Linked DNA regions of Homo sapiens: region 1 is linked to region 2. Evidence: chromatin loops called from intact Hi-C (ENCODE). Cell type or tissue: adrenal gland. All regions are shown on one strand.

What was found. Peaks named below come from ENCODE experiments on the same cell type or tissue, not always from the same donor. Only the 100,000 strongest peaks of a DNase experiment are listed, where the experiment ranks them.
Region 1: it touches region 2 in a loop (1.9-fold over the local background); 31 of 110 quality-filtered maps call a loop at or near these places.

Annotation. Positions count from the first base shown.
Region 1 is chr9:126,380,806-126,388,805 of GRCh38, forward strand. MVB12B (multivesicular body subunit 12B) reads left to right here. Exons shown (of 10, transcript NM_033446.3): 3 at 259-366; 4 at 5,757-5,853. Among named protein-coding and RNA genes, the nearest start is that of NRON, 26 kb to the right of the region's middle. In adrenal gland, no CTCF peak of the experiment used is centred here; no DNase peak of the experiment used is centred here; H3K27ac peaks cover 764 bases.
Region 2 is chr9:126,332,245-126,340,244 of GRCh38, forward strand. The region is part of intron 1 of MVB12B (multivesicular body subunit 12B); the gene reads left to right. Among named protein-coding and RNA genes, the nearest start is that of MVB12B, 9.4 kb to the left of the region's middle. RefSeq lists a silencer at 2,726-3,020 and enhancers at 3,324-3,825, 3,826-4,325. In adrenal gland, no CTCF peak of the experiment used is centred here; DNase peaks (open chromatin) are centred at 3,307, 4,337, 5,547, 5,647 and 2 weaker places; H3K27ac peaks cover 1,473 bases.

The sequences.
Region 1 (8,000 bases), 49 kb after region 2:
CTCTTTTCTCATTAGAATCATTTTTGTCAGGGTGTCTTTAATCAATGGCTTCCCCAGGGACAGTATTTTTAGAAGTTGTGTTTTTCACACCCTCCCTTTTGGAAAATCTCATCCCAGTGCCTAGTGAAATGAGCTAATGAGATGCCGGGAGATCCCAAGCTGGTGTTAATTGGAACAGGCGTGGAAGAAGTGGCCCACGCGCACCTTCAGTTCCTTCCTGCCTTACCTGCAATCCTTTTCTCTGTCTCTCCGGTGTAGGTTGCACAGACAGCAGATGGTGTGGATGCTGACCTCTGGAAAGACGGCTTATTTAAATCCAAGGTTACCAGATACCTGTGTTTCACAAGATCATTTTCCAAAGAAAATGTAAGTCTAGTCGTAGTTTCCATTTGCTGAGTGAGCACAAGTAATTTACATTCCTGTTTGGAATTTCCTCATTTTGTTGTTGTTGTGGTTTATTTTCATTGCCATATTAATTTATCTGTGGTTTTAGTGAACTGGGTAGAATCAGCAGCCAGCACTGTGTTTCATTTATTAACAGTGTTATTAACCACGTACCCAAGTGTACCGTGAATTCCATTAAATTGTGTTCTCAAAAGGAAACCAGGAAATTTCTCTCCCAGCTCTCATTTGCCTACCTTTCCTCCAAGCAACAGATCACAGGGTAGTGCGGCAGTGAGAGTTCTCCAGTGGAGCGGGATTTAATGCTGGCCAGCAAAGGCAGCATGGCTCAGGGAGGGCCCCTGTGACCCCACCCCATGCCCTTGCTTCCACAGTGACGTTTCCTCGCTCTTTGAGTCTCTGTGTGACATATCACATTTCGTTATTTTTGTAGGTAAGTATTGACTCATGTAGATTTCTCTATGCTTTTAAAAAAAAAAACAAATACTTGCACCTGTAAATTAGGAAACTTTAAAGATACCTACTAAGGTTTTTTTTTTAAAAACATCTAATAAGATATTTTAATAGATGGCTTAGAAAGAAAGGAAATAGCTTTGGTGAGTATCTGCTCTGTACAAGGCCTGCCCTGGGCACCTCATTCTGTCCCCAGGTAATCTCTACCAGTGGAAGTTCCTTTCCATTGAAGAAACCGAGATCCAAGAGGGAATATGCTTGTTCAAGGTTACTTCTCTTCCCCAGCCCCAAACAGGGAGCAGTTGGGATTTTCATTTTCAGGGCTAACATTTTATTTTTGGCCATATGTTATTGTCTCTTTGTCATGTAAATTTTTATTTTGGGAAATATTTTTATTTATTTATATAAATTATATTATAAAAGTAATATTTATTTGCAGTTAAAAAAAAAAAACTGAACCCAGACAACAAATATCCTCATTCAACAGCATGAAAGGGGGAGAGCATTAGTCATCCTCTCTGCCACCTGGCCCCGCAGGCCCAGGGTCCCATCACAGGGTCCTGGCGTGTCCCCTTGGTGTTTTCTGAATATCGACCATCATGTGGCTCTCTGGCTTGCACTCTTTTCTGCCACCCATTCCTGTTGTTTGTGGTTAATTCTTTGATACGATAATTATTCTGAACATATACAGGACTGGGAGAAAAGTCATTGCTTTATTTTTTCCCCTAATTACAAGAGCAATATATGCTCCTTGTGAAGTACAGAGTTTATAATGGAGTCAGGGGAAATCTTGACACAAAAGTCTGGAAATCTTTTCAATTCAGGCTTTTGAGTGTATTTTAAATACCAGGAAGGTGGCAGGGCTAAAGAGTGGACAAGGGCACTGAGATCTTATAATGAGTCCCTGCAGGTCCCCCAGCTCACTGAGCAGCCTGAGGTACCCAGGAGTGGGCTGAAGGCTGAGTAGAGGCTTCAGTTAAAAATGAGTAGAGGCCGAAGAGGCTTCAGTTAAAAATGGCCTGAGGACAGCCATGATCTCTGTGATCATTTTTTAATTTTGTTTTCATTGCATTTCCCCCCAGAGACTATGGGGTGTTGGTACCTAGGCTAGCAGAGTCCCTGCATCCCTTGGAGTGGGGACAGTGACAGGCCTGAATGTGACAAAGAGAAGTCACTGGGGCTTGTTAGCATTGGGTGTCATGGGTAAGTGTATTAAAGAAAACACATTGATTTCATCAACATATGTTGAACATTAAAAAGATATTTATTGGGCATGATGGAGGGATGTAAGAAGAGGACAAGGGCAGTGTGAAAAGCCTCTGCCTCACTTTTGAAGCAGAGTAGGAGATAGGTGCGTGGTGCATATTGTTTTTGGAAAAAGAATGAATGGATCCAATAGTGCGATCCAAACGATCGAGTACCAGCAGTTGGCAGGGGCCCACTTGCCAGCCCAGGAGTGGAGGAGGAATCAGAATATTTTAATCTGTTACAGCCAGTCTATGCTGGCCCTGTAGTCCAAACCAAGACTTTGCAGACCATCATTTTTTACAACTGTAAAGGAGGGATGTGGGGTCTCAAGACTGGACAGATTCTTAATTAGCTGACTTGAGACTCCCAATGTAGGAGTTTTGGGAGACTCCTTTGGAACCCAAATTCCTTTCCCCCAATAATGCTATTAATACAGAAATCTGGCTTTGGAGTGACATTGCTTCCTGGGGAAGGATCGAGATTAATTGCACTTTTCATGCCCTGTACTTTCTGCATTACCTGTAATAATAATGTACATAGATTAGGTAGGGAGGATATTAAACAGAAGGATTTATGAACATTTGAATATTAAGTTGGTTATCTGTGGCTACCTTAAATGCAAGGTTGTCAAAAATAATTACAGTATACTAGCAAATACTGGCTACCAGAGACAATATAAATACCCTGAGTCAGTGCATATTGGGCTTTTGGCATGAATCATTTGCTCAACAAGGATTGGGAATACGTTCTTCATATTTATGAGGAGGAAATGAAAGAGAGAACAGATGGGGGAGGGGAGAGGAACAGGCAAAATTAATGGTGTCGCAGACCCACTGTATTAAACCCAGTACAGTGGCAGCCCTGTGTGAGGAGGGACCACAGTTGGGCTGTGGGGAGCTCTGACAGTGCAGCCTCCCATTTTGTATGCATGCAAGGGTTTTTTGATGCTTTGTTTTTAATGGCCACACCACTGATGTTCAGGTTTTATGATCAGGGACATTGGTAGAGTGTGTGGAGGGTGAGGTCACTAAGTGGTTTGCAGTTGACTTCTGTAAAACCCAACTTGTCAAGCAGAAGACATTTGAGAAGGATATTGATGAATGCCCATCCATCTGCGGGGCAGGAAAACATGCCTAGTTGTTAATTTCTCAATGCAGAAAGCAGTGATGACATGGAAAAGCAACTGCCATGAAAAAAAATTATGATAGATTAGACCAGGCGACTCTGAAAGCAGCTGATGTTTGCAAGTTAGGTTAACAGTTCAAACCCTTCCTACACGGTCAGAGATTTATTCCGTGTTCTGAGGGTCCCACTTACCACTAACTAGGCTGCACTGTACATTGTCTTCCCGAGGCCCAGCTACCTGGAATGTCAGAATATCAAATTGTTGGTAAATATGATAGTTCTGAGAGGAAGAAACGGTTTCCTGATGGCAGTGCCGTAAAAACACTGGTCATAGATTACACTTGCTGCTATGACCTTCCTAGTTAAATTCTAATAATTGGTTTCATTTGTGTACTTTTGGTTCATAATATTTATTAGTGTATATCAATACTTTTGATATTTTTAATCATATAGTTTAGATTTGACATCTCAGCAAACTCAACTTGATATATGTGTGTGTGTATATATATATATGAAACGAAGTCTTCCTCTGTCGCCCAGGCTGGAGTGCAGTGGCACAATCTCAGCTCACTGCAGCCTCCACCTCCTGGGTTCAAGCGATTCTCCTGCCTCAGCCTCCCAAGTAGCTGGGACTACAAGCGTCCACCACCACACCCAGCTAATTTTTGTATTTTTTTTAAGTAGAGACAGGGTTTCACCATGTTGCCCAGGCTGGTATCAATCTCCTGACCTCAAGTGATCCACCTGCCTCGGCCTCCCAAAGTGCTTGGATTACAGGCATGAGCCACCATGCCTGGCAGATTTTTTTTTTTTTTTTTTTTGAGACAGAGTCTCACTCTATTGCCCAGGCTGAAGTACAGAGGCATGATCTTGGCTTACTGCAGCCTCAACCTCCCAGGCTCCAACAATCCTCCTACTTCAGCTTCCTGAGTAGCTGGGACTACATGCATGAGTGCCACCACACCCAGCCAATTTTTTTAATTTGTAGAGATGGGGTTTCGCCATGTTTCCCAGGCTGGTCTCAAACTCCTGAACTCAAGCTACCCACGCACTTTGGCCTCCCAAAGTGTTGGGATTACAGGCATGAGCAACAGCGCCCGGCCTCCAGTTCGATTTGTGACTCTGAGTGGCCCGGTTGAAAAATGTGCACCCGAAATTAATTTATTCAGCAAGTAGTTACTGAGCACCTGCTGTGTGGCAAAAACCATGCTAGGCTTGTATTTATAGTAGGAACAGAGATAGTTTTGGTCTTCATGGTTCTTAAACTCTAGAAGCAAGACAGATATTAAACAAATAACCCCATAAATTGATAGGAAGGGAAAAAGAGAGTGCCAAGAGGGAACATAACACAGTTTAGATGATAAGAACTCCCTGCTTGGCTTTCAGAGACGTGACACAGTGCAGGTGGAGGTGGGATCTTGGCTCCCATGTGCAGAGATGGAGGTAGCAGCCCTTCTTCTCTAAGCAAGATGGAACAACAGCCTGAGAAGTTGCTGTCCAGGGCAGAGTGATGGCTGACCAACTAGATGCTTGTCCAAGGATGCTGAACAAGTAAACAGAGAGCATGTTCACACTGGGCTTCGGGGATGAGGCACTTCTGCAAAATGGGCACGTGGAGTGCACTGCTAGTATCCTAACAGGAGAGATTTGGGATTTGAGCCCATCATTCTTTCCTTAACTGGCTCTGACGAGAGAGGGGGAACCAAGCTGCAAATTACTCTGAAGATTTTAATGAAATCTCCAAAGTGGCCCCACATATTTAAGTTGTAGGGTAGATATCTTTAGAGCTCATTTCCAGCTTGAAATGTGGGCTGCAAGTGCTGGCGTGTTTGCAAAGAATTCTCTCTCGCAATTACAGAATGGTGTACTGTCTTAGAAAGATATTTGTACACCAGTTACCGAAACTGCGCACTGTGGACCCCATATACTACCACTAAACAGAAACTTTAGGAGGCCCTTGTGCGTGTCATTTTAGAAGATGTGTAATATTGAGGCAGCAGGGCTTTCACTCTGTATTAGTGTATGATTCTTGGGATTTTGCAGAATGTATCTAGCAACTGAAATGTGTGTCAGTATGCAGACTGGTGATCACTTAGGAGAGTGATTGGTTCCCTGTTAGGTTTAGATGCAGCTCTTTCCTACGAGTGCCTCAGGAATTTGCTCTTCCTAAAACCTCCTGGCCTTGAGATCTGATGCTCAGGGCTGAATGGCAGCCTGGTCCTGGGACCTGTGTGCACAGCTGCCCTCTGCTGGGTTATGTCTAAAGCATCTCCTGGGTTGCTCCTGCCTCACCAAGGCCGTGTCTGAGTTGAGTGGCTTTGAGGTTCCGCAGATGAAACTCCTTCCCAGGGGCCACACGAGTCCCTGCATAACCACTGGGGACCATTAAGTGTCACCTACTCTAATTAACCTGCTGTCATAAAGCTGCACGAGTCATTGTGTTAAATATGCATCTGGAAGCCAAAATGGCAAACCCACCACATGCATGTTCAGATTAATAGTCTGTATCTCTTTTCTTTCTTCCCAAGAGTCATCTGGGGAACGTGTTAGTAGATATGAAGCTCATTGACATCAAGGACACACTGCCTGTGGGCTTCATCCCAATTCAGGAGACGGTGGACACACGTGAGTCATCCTTTAGTAGCACTCATCACAATGAGCGTTTTCTTCCTCCAGGTATATTTGTAGGTGTTTTTCTATGTGCATTTTTCTTCAGAAACACTTTTGGAGGCCTTACTACATGCCCATGAACAAACCCTGCTGCTTTTGATGTGTGTCTGGCTGGGTTCTCCAAGGAGTTTGCAGAGTATTCTGGGTAGCAGCATGTAAATGAGCAGAACGTGCCTTTCTTTTAGAATGGTGCTCCCTGCTGAATCGGCTCACTGGGGAATGGAATGGTGAAACTATACAGTTTGTCTTTAGTCCTTCCTCTGGTGTTGCTGAAGCCAAGCTTGGCATAAGACCCAGAAGGAAGCGGAAAGAAAACAATCAAAAGACGCCCAGAGAACACAAGGCCAATAATGTGCCCATTTGGGGCCCGTTGAGCAAACAAGAAAAGTGAGAATCAAAAAGACTGCAAATTAAAGTTCATAGGTTCGAATTGGACTGAATATTCTGACCACTGAGCAGGTCCAAGCAGAAGTGAATCACTGAGGAATCGGCAGCGTCTTCAGGGTGTTGGAGCCCTTGGAGCTTCTTGACCCACACATGGGTTATTAAATGGTGCTGGAAAACCTCTGGTGATTCGGCTTCCTTGTTTTGGTGTAATTTAACTTACCTTGTTTCATTTTTAATCACTGGTCAGCCAACTTTATGGTATTTACAACAGTGAAGCAATGAATACAAAACAAATACAGAGAATCCTTTCATTACGACTCAGGGTTTATTTATTAAATTCTCTGTCTCATTTTCTGTCTCATACTTTATTCTTTCATAATTAGCCCCACTTTGGTCCCACTGTTTTTTGCTGTTTTCTTGCTAGCACTTCATATGATATGAACTAGAGTTTCTATCTTTACGCAGATCCCCTGCTGTTATTTTCATGAAACCAGCAGACCCCGTTGTATAGCATATTTTTATTTTCCTGATGGTCTCTTCACATTTCAACATTGGATTGCTTTTTGTCATTTATTATTTTATGTATTACCTGATAATCATAACAGCTGATATTTAGTATGCATTTACTGTATGTTCACCCCTGTGATAAATGCTTTACCTCCCTGATTTCATTTAATCTTCAGAAGACCCCTCTTTAGAGATGGACATTATTATACCCATTTCAGATATGAGAAAAATGAAGCACACTCACTCCTTAGGGATTAAAGAACTTAGCCAAGGTCATGCATCTGGAAGTGGAGGAATAACTAGAATGCTCACATACGTCTTACTCCAGCCACACTTTTAACCACGGCGGCACACTGGAAGAGCATGTGTATAAGCACCTTTTACAGATATGTTTTATATTAATGTACAGAGTTTTAAAAAATTAAGCTATAACTCACATACCGTGCAATTCACCTATTTAACATGCACAGTTCAGTGGCTTTTAGTAAATGCAGAGTTGGCAACCATTATGGCACATTATATCACCCCCAAAACCCATTTTCAGGATATCACCCCTGTACCCCTTAGCAATCACTCTCTTATTGCTCTCCAACCCTCACCTCCCCACTCCCCGCCAGCCCTAGGCAACCACTGATCTACTTTCTATGTAGATTTGCCTATTCTGGACATCTCATATAAATGGAATCATACAGCGTGTGGTCTTTTGTGACCAGCTTCTCTCACTTAGCATACTGTTTTCAAGGTTGGCCCACGTTGTAGGATAGATCATTACTTCATTCCTTCTTATCACCAAATAATATAACATTATATGGATATACCACATTTTGGTTATCCATTCAACTGATGGATATCTGAGTTGTTTGTACTTTTTGGCTGTTAGGAATGAGGCTGCTATGAACATTCATGTACAAGTTTTTGTTGGGCTTATGTTTTCGTTTCTGTTGGGTATCTACCTAGTCATGGAATTGCTGGGTCATATGGTAACTTGGTATTTTTGAGGAACTATCAAATGATGTTTCAAAGGAGCTGCACTGTTTTTTATTCCCACCAGCAGTGTCCTTAGATTCCAATTCCTCCACATCTTCACCAGCAATTTGTTATTGTCTGTCTTTTTGATTCTAGTCATCTTAGTGGGTGTGAAATGGAATCTCCTTGTGCTTTCTGTTTGCCCTTCTCTGATGGCAAATGATGTTTAGCATCTTTTTCTG
Region 2 (8,000 bases):
TCCTTTGCAGTCCCTTTCTCTTGGGATATTTCCCACAGCCTGTGAGTTCCATGTCTTATTCATTGCTCTATCACCCAGCACTGTGGAGCTTCTCCTTGGCTGTGCACTCTCCAGTCTCAGTCCCAGCCTGAACCAATTAAATGAGAACCTGAGGATAGGGAATGGGAAAGCTGTGCTTCTACAAGCTCTCCGGGGCATTCTTCCTGCAGCCAGCCTGGGCACCCACTGGCCCCTGACAGGCCCACATCCAGCCTGGCTGCACTGAGTTAGATCTAAATCTGGAACTCCCTGGAAGTGCTGCAGTCCCTTCCCCCGTCCTCTGTAAGTGGCTCACCCCTGGGGTCATGGTGTGTGTCCTGTATGGAGGAATCAGTGACCCCAGACCCCGGGCTTTCACTGGAAGGGGTCTGACAGCTCTGCTGTTCCCCCGCCCCTTTATGTGCCCCTGCCCCTTTATGTGGCCCCACCCCTTTATGTGCCCTCTCCCCTTTATGTGCCCTCCTTAATCCAGTGAAACTTGGCAATTTTGAGAGGATAGGAATTTTGTTTGTTTATCCTTCCCCCATTCATTCATAATCCATTTATTGAGCACCCACCATAAGCTGGGCATTGTGGTGGACATAACACACCTTTGAGTAACTTACGGTCTGCTAGGGAAAGCATGTTCTAGCCTTCTGAGAGGAAAGGCTGTGTGTGTATGTGTATGTGTGCACGAGTGCATGTGTGCACATACGTGTGCTAAGACTACGTGCTTGCATGATGTCAGGATTCTGAGTGGTGGCACCTGTCTGACTGGGAAATTGGAGAAAGTTTGAGGGGAATGGAAGATGTGACCCTGGTGTTTTGTTTTGTTTTTTTTTGAGACAGACTCTCACTCTGTCACCCAGGCTAGAGTGCAGTGGTGCAATCTTGGCTCACTGCAACCTCCGCCACCCAGGTTCAAGTGATTCTTCTGCCTCAGCCTCCCGAGTAGGTGGGACTACAGGTGCGTGCCACCATGCCTGGCTAATTTTTGTATTTTTAGTAAAGACAGGATTTCACCATATGGGCCAGGCTGGTCTCGAACTCCTGACCTTGTGATCTGTCCGCCTCGGACTCCCAAGGTGCTGGGATTACAGGCGTGAGCCACTGCGCCTGGCCATGACCCTGGTTTTATTTATTTACTTATTTATTTTTTTGAGATGAGGTCTGGCTCTGTCACCCAGCCTGGAGTGCAGTGGCACCATCTCAGCTCACTGCAACCTCCACCTCCTGGGTTTAAGCGATTCTTGTGCCTCACCCTCTCGAGTAGCTGGGATTACAGGCACCACCACCACACCCAGCTAATTTTTGTATTTTTAGTAGAGATGCGGTTTTGCCATGTTGGCCAGGCTGGTCTCAAACTCCTGACCTCAAGTGATCTGCCCACCTTGGCCTCAGAGTGCTGGGATTACAGGCGTGAGCCACCATGCCCGTGTGTGACCCTGGTTTTAAATGGTGGGGTGGGTATCTGCAGGGGAGGAACCTGGTGCCCTTGGGTGAACTGTCAAGAGGAAGGAGGGGGAGACTGGAGGGCTGATTCTGAGGCTTTTCTCCATGGAAGATTACCTTTAGGTTCATTCCATCCATCCATCCATCCATCCATCCATCCATCCATCCATCCATTCGTTCATCAAATACCTGATGAATACCTGCTCTCTTGTACTTAAATTTTGGACTGTAGACCAGCTGTTTTAGTGTCAGCTGGGAGCTGTTACAAATGCATGTTCTTAGACCAGCTCAGGCCTACTGCATCAGTATCTCAGGGGGTGGGGTTCAGGAATGTCCGTTTTAACGACCTCTTCTGGTGATTTTTGCACATGCTAAAGTTGGATAACTCCCACTCCAGAATGTGGACTTTCCGTCTCATTACTGTAGCCTCAGTGCTTAGCCCAAGTGGCTCCGTAGTCATCTGTGGACTCACTGTTCACGCGCCAGGCCCTCTTAGAGACCGGGAATGTAGGAGGATGCTTCAGGGGGAAGATGGCAAGGTCAGCTGAATTTGAGGTATTCCTGAGCCATGTGGGCAAAGACGCGAGACAGATACCTCTGAGTCTCAGGAGAAAAGCCTGGGTTTGAGGTATTTTGGAAGTCATTAGCATATGGGTAGAATGATTAGATGACCAAATATATGAAAAAAAATTCTCAAGACCCATGTGAAAGTCAGAGAGGGGTGTGGTGGCCTGGCTGGCCTGAAGACAGGTGTTCTGATGATTCTGGCAGGGGCCCCCATTTGCCTGGCACTGAAATTATATTAGTATCTTTACTGTATGAGCACCGTGCCCATCAGGGCAAGCTGTGACTCCTGTCACCAAACACTCAGGAACCATTGCTTTTGGGGCCTCCAGGATGGTTTCATTTGTAGGCATCTGCCTTCTGTTGGGGTCCTTTTTTTCTCCTTCTCTACAGGGGACAATATGGCACCACCCAGCAAAACCTGATGGGAGTGGACATGGACTACCCTCATTTGCAGTAATCATGGGCAAGCAGGTGGTACCCACAGTGTACTGGAGAATGCCCTACCCTCGAGTAATGTTCCCTGGTTTGTGCAGAGTCAGGCCTGTATGGGGCAGGGCTTTGGCCAGGGCTGTGCTGTAGAACTTGATCCTGAATTTATTTTTGGAAAGTGAATCCTGGAACCTACCATTGCACCATAAGGGCTGCAGCAATCTGAACCCTAGTCCTGCCTCATGGGGTTTATGCAAAATCTGTTTGGTAATCAAATGGTTAATAGAAATTTAAGCATAAGGCAGATTGAATACACACGTGCATACACTGGATTCTTCTGTTGGGGGGGAAAGGAAGTGCTCACAATTGTTAGTTCCCGAGCTGGAAAATTCTTTGCGATCTAGGAGAGCTTAGAAAAATATTTGCCTTAGTTGCCCAACAACTTAGCAGCCCTCCTAGCAGCTAGTGACTTGTTGCCACCTGACTATGTCCAGCAGCATTTGTCAGAGTGATTTGACTCTGGCTGGTCACCAGGTAATCTGTCCAAAGTTCAGAAGGTGTCAGGATGCTATCCTGAGGCTCCACAGTGACAGCCTCTCAGTCTGTGCACTGTCCCCCACGGGTGGCCCCAAAGCCAGCTGCCCATTTAACTGGGCACAGCATGGACACTGGCCTCAGCTCTCAGCCTTCTGAGGAGGTAGGTCTCTGCAACTTTCTGTAAGGAGGTGGCTGGGTTTGTGTGTGTGGTGTGCATTGGTGAGGCCTGGCCACAGGTTCCCTCCTTGGGGACAGGCAGTCCCTTGCCTGTCCTTCTGTCCCTTGCTTGCGATTTGCCAGCAGAAAGGTGTCAGTAATCCCGGGGCACCAGAGGTGGGCATGTATTCCTACAGACCATCGCTGCCAATGGGAAACAGGCAAAGACCCTTTCTATGAAGGCCGGAGCAGCAGCTTTTACTGGGGGACAACCCATTTCCAGCAGCTACCTGCTCTTGTGGCGTTTCCTACGGCGAATGAAATGTTTATTCTTCTTCCTTCCTCAGCCCTGTAAGCTGGTATATGTGAGCAGGCAGTTTTTTGTCTTTGGTGCCCTTGACTTTGGATTTCAAGCAAGCTGATCACAAGTTTGCCCTTCTGTAGGGATGTAATTAAGCCACTGGTTTTGTCATTTCAATTACAGTAGCCCAATTTAGCCTGCCCCCCGTTAATACTTTGAAATTACTCTCCTCAAAAGTTGTATGCCAGTCATGCCTTCAGCCCTGAGCAGCAGCGCTGGCTGGCGCCGCTTCTGAGCTGGCCTCACCATGGCAGGAGGCCGAGATGGTGGGAGGCTGGAACGTGGGCCCACTGCCCAGGGCACCTGCTTTGAAGGCAGCGCCCCCTGCCCCCTGCAGTTGTTGCTCCCTGAAAGCACTTTAAACTCCTCGGCCCACACCCCGCTGCTGGAAGAGCCTTGGTGGAGAGAGGTCTGAGCTTTGTTAGTTGGGTTTTGATTTCAGTACAGGAGTTGATAAAACGAGATAAACCCCAGGCTCAGGAGGGCCATGGAAATTAAACAGAGATGATATCAAAGTTCCCCTGAGTTTTCAACTGTGATACAGTAGCTCTGTTTTCTCCCAGACTGGGGCCGGGAGGCACACCTTTGATTCCGAAACAATGTTCAGCATCAGTTAAGCCCAGCACTGCTGACTTTCAGGGATTAAACACACTGTTGTAGTAATTCTTTGATCAGCTACAAGGGAGCAGTGTGCCGTCTGTATGAAGGGTCTTTATAGTTAAAGTTCATTTCTCCGTGAACCCGGGATGACAACCTTGGCTAGGTGCTGCAGTACCGGGAGCTGGGGCCTCCCCAAGCGCTATCTGCAGCACTGCAGGCAGAAGCTGGAAGCAGGCTTGCTCCTGGCTTTGTTGTGTGGTTTGCATGGTGCTCTTTGAGCATGGCATGGTGGAAAAAATCCTTCTAGCTTGGAAAACACTTCACCTTAACCCTCCCCAGCTTTCCCATTCCGTACACTTGTGGGCGCACATACATGTTTGTGTGTGCACGCACACACACACACACACACACACACACTACTATCCTGCCTTGCCGAGGGAGCCTCTCGGGGCAGACAACACTGCCTGAACTGAGGCTCTGCAGCCCCCAGCCTTGGAAATTATCTCACAGAGGCTGTATGCCCGCTTAGGGGAGAGGTCAGAATGGAACCATCTGGACCTGATGACCTGCGAGGTGAAAGTAAGAGGACCTGCTCAAGGTCCAGTCTGAGTCCCTGGCATCCTACCACCTTTATTCCTTACCCAGCATGTATTGAGAATAGACTTAGATTGGCCCAATCCTATAGTTCTGAAAAATTTCAACATTTGTCTTGTCATCCAAAACACTGGGTCAGCTTTGGGGGTTCCCTATAGAGAACTTCCTCGCAGCCACAGCTGGGATGGCACAAGTTTCCCCATTTTGCTTCCCCCTCCTCCTGATTGGCCCTGCAACTTCCAGTTGGTAATGGAGCCCCTCTGAGCTGTCGATCCTGCTCGCACCGTGCCATAGATCAACCTATTCCCTCCTGTGCGGTGCTTGGATCTCCCTCATTAGGCCTAAATTTACCTCCATCCTACACAAACATGGCCTTAGCTCATTTTTATTGTTGTAAATTATTTATGAGGGGAATGTTGAATCTTGAAACTGAGGTGTGAGGAAAATTAATCCCGTGTTACTTTTATCCTTCTGTACTTTTTCCCCCTTGCTTGACTTATTGAGCTGTGGCTAGAGAAAGAAAAGCTTTGGCATTTTAAAATATAATTAGTGTTGAAACTGCTTTCTCAATTGGATGGGATATTGGTGCCTCTCTGCCTAGTACAATAGAAAACAGACCAGACCTAGGGAGGAAGACCAGCCGTCCCATTCCTGGAAGGTGACCCGGCCACCTCCCAGGTTTGATGTGAGCCTCAACTGGGAAGGAGCCTGAGAAAGCTTCTGGAGAGCTGCAAAGCGCTGTCCAAATGCAACAGACCTGTTAGTGTGTTTTGCGGGCAGTTTGGGCTTTGAGATACAGATGGATGCTGGATGAGGAGCTGTTGATACAACCTGGGGTTGTTGCCAGTAGGCCTCCGGATTTGATGTGAGAGGGCCCGCATGAATGGCCTCCTCGAGTCCTTAGCCGCGGGGCCATCCTTCCTGGCTTGAGGCTCCGCGCGGCCTGGGAAATGTGGAGCGCTAGTTAATAAATGGCCTTTTGTTAGGAAGGTCAATTGAAGTGCCGGTAGAGACGCAGTTAAAAGTAATTTGCAGTCAGAAAATATGTAATTCAGGGCAAGCGGCTTTGAGTGATGGCCCCTGCCATGGATATCTTGGGCGTTTCTCATTAAAAGCTGCCTTGGCTGGTGATGGCGCTTCCTGGATGGGTCGACTGCAGCCCGCGCGGCCCGGAGCCATTTGTCCATATTTCACAAAGGCCGCCTCCGTCCGGGGCACAGCAGCTGGGGGGAAGGAGGGAGAACGGCTGGCGTTGGAGATGCTCTGCGCGCAGCTCTGCAGGGCCCTCTGGCAGGCCAGGCCCGGCTCCTTTGTCTGCCTCAGCCGGGGGCCGCCCGCAGCCATCTTTGAACCTTCTCCTGGGCCGCCACAGGGCATTGTGGGAGCAGCATGGCTTCTTCCAGGGCATGGTGACCCTCCTGCTGTTGAGAGCGGACTCCAGGCAGAGGGCCATTGTCATCATCGTACCGGGGAGGATACTGTGACCAGGGGATGTGGCAATGAATCCACCAGCAAATAAGATACTGCTTATTCATGCTTACCCCCACTTCTCTCTCTCCTCCTTTTTCTTTGTCACTTTCTTTTCTCTCTCTCTGATAGTAGAGGCCATACTATCTTAAAAAAAAAAAAAAACTTACCTCACATGTTCTTTATTAAATTCACAGCGTGATATTTTAGCACTGGCAGAATTCGTACATTCTGTTAATGAGTTGTTAATTGCAAAGCATTCTTGGTAACCAACAGCAGGTACCAATATTTTGCAAACTGCAGCAATGTTATTTTCATGTTACCAATACTACGGGATTTTTCAAGTGCTGAGCCCTTTTGATCAATGCCTGCTCTGGATCTGCAGGTGCAGATATTTAATTCTAAACCTTTACTGGGGACATGCACTAAGTAAATATTCACTCAAATATTTACTTAGTGCCTACTGTGTGCAGGAAGCACTAAGCCCTGTGTTTTATGCAGATAAACCTGCCTGGTAAATGAAACTTGAAAACAGAAAATGATGCAGTGATGCAGTGTGGTACCCCCTGCCCTGGCCGTTTAGAAGCTTATTTTCAGAAGAATTAGGTAAAGCATAACTTTGTTAAGCTTTGTTGTAAACAGAAGAGGAGACTGCAGCTGTGCCAGGCACTTCCTAGCCTTGATCGAGGACTCAGCTCCATTGCATTGACAAGTCTGTTTCCGGAGCTTTTTGTGGGTTCCACTGACTTCATGGGAGACTTGCATACAGCATTTTGATTGTTCCTATTTAGAAGGCTGCAGTCATTTTTAATGGCCTCTGCCTTTTCTGATTCTAGGCTAGAAGCAAGAATATTCCTCCTGCCTGCTTAGTGAGGTAGGGTGTTTGGTTTGTATTAGAAGCAGTAACCAGCCTTGAGAGATCTGGCAGACCTGCAGCCAGTGGAGTTTAATTGTTGCAGAAGGAGGTGGAATTTGACTTGCTCTTTTTCACTGCTTGTCCTTTTAAAAGTACTTAGGTTCATTTACATATGGTGTTGCCTCTTTTATTTGCTTTCTGGTGCACTGCCACTCCAGCTGCCCAGACCCAGTGCTCTCTATATTCTACCTTTCTCCTCTGGTCACATCAAGAGGCAGTCAGCAGCAGAATAATAATTCCATTTTCCCTCCCTTTCTCTCAAAGTGCCCAGCAAGAATTATGATCATTGTTAGTATTTGGCTTTGAGTAAGTGCCCACATGACCCGAGGGTAAAACACAACAAAGGGATCTGCCAGTCCCCTATGGAGTGACGCCTATCACATTTCTGACCAGTTACCTGGACTTGTGTGTCCCAAACCCCACCAGTTTTATGTGCTTTTTTTGAGCGCCTACTGTATACCAGGGACCTCTCCAGGCCTTTCATTTACATCCACTGTCTTTGACTCTCTTGGTCCTCACAGCAGCTCTGCAAGGGTCAGTATCATGACCTCCTTTTATAGCTGAGAAAATGAAGGGTCCAGGAGGTTAAATTGCTTACTCAAAGTCACCAGCTAGTCAGTCATGGAGCCTGGACTCCAACACCATTCCTTCACCTGAGCCCAGAACACTTATTTCTGTGTTTGCAACATTCCTTGCTTCTTTGCAAAGCTCTGCGTGCTGAAGGCCTAACCTTGGCTGTGGGTTTGGAAGTCTAGGCCTCCGTAGGAGAGATTGCAAGGGAGAGAGAGGAAAGGTGTTGTTAAGCTTAGCCGTGTCTGACATGTCTTCAGAGCAGCTACTGGTATCTGTTCAGAAATCAAGCAGCTGGATGGCGGAGTTAAGAATGACGTGCTCTTGGGTTTG